Regions from separate parts of the Mus musculus genome. Here region 2 is linked to region 1. A link is a loop called in an ENCODE intact Hi-C map of the cell type or tissue named here. Cell type or tissue: heart. All regions are shown on one strand.

Region 1 (2,500 bases):
CACCTGTCTTCCGCATCTGTTTACACACTCCTCTGCCCAGAGCTCTGCTCTTTTATTATGGGTCCCAGCACTTTCCACATCAGTTTGTCTACATTTTTTAGCCCTTAGCTAAAAAAAGAGGAGGAGGAGGAGGAGGAGGAGGAGGAGGAGGAGGAGGAGGAGGAACGCTAAGTACTGGTCACTTCAGGAACACAACTGTTAGGTCTTAAACCCAGGACAAAGGGCTAACTAAGGTGCTTGTTTAACACCTCAAAGCGGGCCTGGCCCCTGGTTCTCTTAGCATCTGTCAGTGCTTACTACTTAACCCGATCCTTGCCCTAGTCTGCCCTCTACCCTAACGTCTCCAGTCCAGGGACTGGGCTGCCCTTCTCTTAGATGCCCTTCTTCATATAATCCAACCATTTTAGTGACCTAACCCCTTTTCTCTACCCTTTAAACTCCTGGCTCGCCTCTCTCTCCTCCTACTTCTCCCACGTGACCAGGCTCAAGGTCATGTTCAACCCTCTGGACTTTCCCAGATGTCTCTTGCCTCTGGCTATGCTTTCCCTTTTCTGGCGACTCTCTCCACCAACATACTGAGGGGCAGTCTTGTCCTTTCATTTTCTCCTCTGTCCTCCTCCCTCTCTCTCTCTTTCTCCTCCCCTCTCCTCCCCTCCCCTCCCCTCCCCTCCCCTTCCTTCCCCTCCCTCTCTCTGTCCCAGCATAGTCCCTTGTACTTGTTATTCATCCATCCAACAAACTTTCTCAAAATAACACAAAGGACCGGTAACTGCAAAGTGCAGCAGTCTTTCAAAAAGTTCGGAACTAAAACACTGCCTGTCTCAAATATCTTATTATGCCATAGTCTAGTTTAACATTCATATCCCTACTACGTTTTACGTTTCCACACTAGGACCTTTTAATGTGCTCTAACCCAAAACAAAAACTGTAGTCCCAAGTGGTGGTCCATGCCTTTAATCGCGTCAGTCAGCGGGCAAGGTCTGCTTGGTCTACATAGAGAGTTCCAGGACAGTGGAGGCTACATAGTGAAACTTTGTCTCAAAAACGAAAAGCAAAATCAAAACTGGAAATTTAGCTGTGAGTGTATGGACTCTGAAAGCATAGTTCCCTATGCCCGGTAAATAAGTCCCTAAAATACAACCCTAGGGAACTTGAGATCCCGGCTAGTTAATAAAAATCTAAGCCAGTCGAGCTTGGTCAAGAACTTCTCAAAGGTCTGCGAAGGGCAAAGGAGCCATTAACATTCTTAAGGGCAACTGCGAAATGAAACTGTAAATCGTAGGAGCCGAAAGAGCAACGTGATTCTGCAGCGGAAAATGGCTAAGGCTCACCCTAGTTCCTGTCTGGGAGACGAGGTTAGGGCAGGCCACAGGCAGGGAACAGGGGCGTGGGGATGTAAAGGCGGACCCGGCAGAGGGCAAGCCTGGAGGAGCCTGGCTGGGGCGACCAGACTAGGGGCGAGGCCAGGGAGGGCGGGGACGAGGCCCGCGGCGATGGGGAGGAGGCGTGGCGACGGCGGAAAGGGCAGGTCTGCGCGGCGGCCCACGCTCGCTCCCGAGGCGACTCGGAGTCGGGGCCGCGCGGGAGCGACCTGCGTGCGCGCTCGGGCCTGTGACCCGCTCGGGGATGGACAGCGGCTCCGTGGCGGCCGAGCGGCCGAGGCGCACACCGAGTCGCCAGCGGCTCCCGTCCTCCGGCTGCGGAGTTCCGGCGCGCCCGGGCGTCTCCACGCTGCCCGGTGGACGAAGCTGGCTGAGGCCTCGCGGACGGGCGGCCCGCGCGTCTCCGCTGTTGTTCCTCCTGCTCGTGCCCTCCCCGCGCCTGGCCGCCACCGCCACTGCCACCGCCCCGCGTAGGACGCTGGCTGAGCGCTCGCGCCCGGGGCTCGTTCTCCCCGCGGCCGCGCTCGGCGCCGGCAGGAACGCGCTGGGCCGTCTGCGGCTGGGCGCCCGGCGTGTGGCCGCGCTTGCGAGCAGCCGGAGAGGTGAGAAAGGACGGAGGGAGGGAGGGACAGCGGGTCACACAGGTGACCGGGCTGTAGCCACGCCGCCAGGGCGAGGGTTCGCAGCCCAGAGCCCCGGTGTCCTGGCTCCGGATGACACGCGTACTCGGGGCTGCCCTTGCACACCTGTTGGAGCCAGGGAAAAGTGGAAAAAGTGCTAGAAGCCGGTGCATTCAGGACCGAGGGGCGCAGATCCCTGAATGAAGAGATGACATTTCGTTTTGATTCCAAACTATTGATTCATTCATGGCCCGCTGTCGCCCATTCTCTGCCTGGCACTTTACTAGCTGTTTCGGGTAATTTGTTCAACAAAATCTTTTCTTTCCGGAGCTTACTTCAAGCAAGATATGCAGCAGGTGTTTTTCTATATGACTACACACACTTATCCATGCTAATTTTACTGTACTAATTTGACAGATAGTATAAAGAAAAATAGAGGCTTTATGTTTAGACTTGAAGAACTCTGTGCGTTTAAATTGAGTGACCAGAGCTTTGATG
Region 2 (2,500 bases), 140 kb after region 1:
TGTGGAGTTAGCCCAAGTGCAGCATATATACTTTGAATTCATTAATAATAATGGAGGATGGCCAGCAGCAGAGAAGAAAGTAAGTGTTAAAATCTGTTAGGAGGAAGAGCTTTGTAGTGGCTTTATATGCTTTATTTCATAGAATTTTGTAAGGAGCAGCAACAAAATTGAATTCCTGTGACACTCGACTTTTCTAGACTATATGTCTGTCAAAAGTCTAGAGACAGTGCCTAGATAGCACTAGCATTAAGTGACAGTTGTTAAAGACTGATGTAGACTGCATATATACAAAAGTTAAATACCATTAAATTAAACCATTCTGATTGTATAATCTAGGCCAGTAAAATAGCCAACATCTTCAAATATATCATCAGTATGCCATGGTTGTGAAAGTATATTTATAATTGCTTTAAAGGTTCTTTGATTTAAATTTTTTTCTTTTATTCTTTTTGTTGGGTATTTTATTTACATTACAAATGTTATCCCCTTATCTGCCCCCCCAAACTCCCTATCCCATCCTCCCTCCCCCTGCTTCTATGAGGACGTTCCTCCATCCACCCACCCCCACCTCCCATTGTTGCATGACAAGGCCATCCTCTGCTACATATGCAGCTGGCACCATGTTTGTTGATGGCTTAGTTCCTGGGAGCTCTTGGGGGATGATTTAAATATTAAGAAAACCTTTTTGTGTATTGTTTAGGGAAGATAGTGATTGGAGGTAACAAGTTTTTTATTAATATATTGGATTACCAGTTTTGCTAACTATATTTTAAAAGGAAGTTTGTTGTCTTAGAAATGTATCACTGTCTTTAAATCTTGCACAATGAATTTTCTGTCCAAAACGATCAAATTGATGCAAGACTGATTCCACATTGTTTAATTGTTTCTTGTGGACTCTGTTCTGAGCAGTTCTCTCTCTGGGCTAACATTAGAGTCTCTCCTCACACTTGTGAGATCTCATCTCATCTGCAGGATGAACACAGAATGCTGTTGGAACTGCGGAACACCAAGTACTAATCAGTTATCTCAAAGCTAGGTGTTTTATTCTGAACTAACCTCTTTTTGGGATGTCTGTAATTAAGGTGAGACAGACATTTTGGTTAGTAGGATTGAATAATGGGAACATGGATAAAGAACCAGGGTAATAGGACCCAAGGATTAAATGTAAAAAAGACGATTTTAATGTCTTTCGTCTTATCTTAAATTATGTTTTGGACTATTCATAACTAGAGCAAAATGTTACTCTCAAGTTATTTTAAAATTGAAGATTGAAGAGCCAGGCTTCAAGGAAATAGATTGATTTTTGTAATACCAAGTTGTACTTTGTTAACAAAAATTGTAGTCTGAAGCATGTATTCTCCTGACTAAAAGATGTGTTTCTTCTTTTTGTTTTAAGAATGGTTTCATCTTATTTAGTCCACCATGGGTACTGTGCCACAGCAGAGGCCTTTGCCAGATCTACAGACCAGACTGTTCTAGAAGAATTAGCTTCCATTAAGAATAGACAAAGTAAGAATACTGTGGTACACAGCAAATACTTGTTTTTAAATCATACATTTGGTTGCTTTGACTTTTAGAAAACTTAATTTTTATTAAAAATTTCCCCAATATATTGTTTTAAAGTGGATGCCTCCAAATCTGTCTGCACTGACTCTCTGAGGTGTTTGTTTTTGTTTGTGGCAGGGTTTTGTAGCCCAGGCTTGACCTCGAGCTGCTCACCCTCATGCCACACTCAGGACAGTTTTGTTTTAAAAGTTCACACTGGAGTTTTAAATGTAGAAATGCAGCTTAGAACTTTAAAAGTAAATGGCTTTATTGTGTTTCCATTAAAAAATCACCCGACTTTCCTGTGGGTTGGGATGGAGGTGTCAGCACCCAGCAGGTGGAGGATGGGGCAGGAAAGCCGCCTTAAGCTTTCAGAGATGCAAAGTTTCCTTTTGTTGGTTTGGTAGTCTTGATGAGGTAGTGGAGATAGTATATGAAATAAGTTTTTTCTTTGAAAGAAATTTAAATATCTTCTAATTTGCTGCCTAAATTTAAGGCAGTGTTGATCATAAGTATGTTACTGCTTAGGGCCTTGTGGCTGGTACTGTTTTCATCAGGGCAAGGCAGACTGACAGCCGATGTAAGTCAGACATTCCAAAGTCAGTACTGCAGCCCGTGAGTGTAGATCCCACCTGATGGGCAGGGTGGGAAATCGGACAGGCAAACAGAATCAGTAGGCTGGGCGGACGGATCTTGTCCTAGGTGCGACGGCTAGGGTGAGCCAGGCGGCTAGGGTGAGCCAGGCGCTGGTGCTGTGCTCCCCGCATGCTGCTCCCTCCCCCTGCCCTAGTGCCCTCCTTCAGCAGGGGAGGTGACTAACTCAGGGTTTTAGTCTACTGAAGCTCCAGCCTAGGCAAGGGCTGCGGCTCCAGGCCTGAGTCTGAAGAGCCAGTAAGAGTTTATGTCTTCTCTTAAGTGTAGTCTTCTAAATCTTACTGTTTGAAAATATAATACT

What was found. A loop is a pair of places that touch in the nucleus more often than their neighbours do. Peaks named below come from ENCODE experiments on the same cell type or tissue, not always from the same donor. Only the 100,000 strongest peaks of a DNase experiment are listed, where the experiment ranks them.
Region 2: it touches region 1 in a loop (2.5-fold over the local background); 3 of 42 quality-filtered maps call a loop at or near these places.

What each region holds. Positions count from the first base shown.
Region 1 is chr13:43,559,253-43,561,752 of GRCm38, reverse strand. Mcur1 (mitochondrial calcium uniporter regulator 1) reads left to right here and starts at 1,562. Exons shown (of 9, transcript NM_001081059.3): 1 at 1,562-1,984. The coding sequence starts at 1,627. In heart, no CTCF peak of the experiment used is centred here; DNase peaks (open chromatin) are centred at 482, 1,492 and 1,842; H3K4me3 peaks cover 2,406 bases; H3K27ac peaks cover 2,405 bases.
Region 2 is chr13:43,421,560-43,424,059 of GRCm38, reverse strand. It overlaps Ranbp9 (RAN binding protein 9), which reads left to right. Exons shown (of 14, transcript NM_019930.2): 7 at 1,397-1,509. Among named protein-coding and RNA genes, the nearest start is that of Gm26064, 3.0 kb to the left of the region's middle. In heart, no CTCF peak of the experiment used is centred here; no DNase peak of the experiment used is centred here.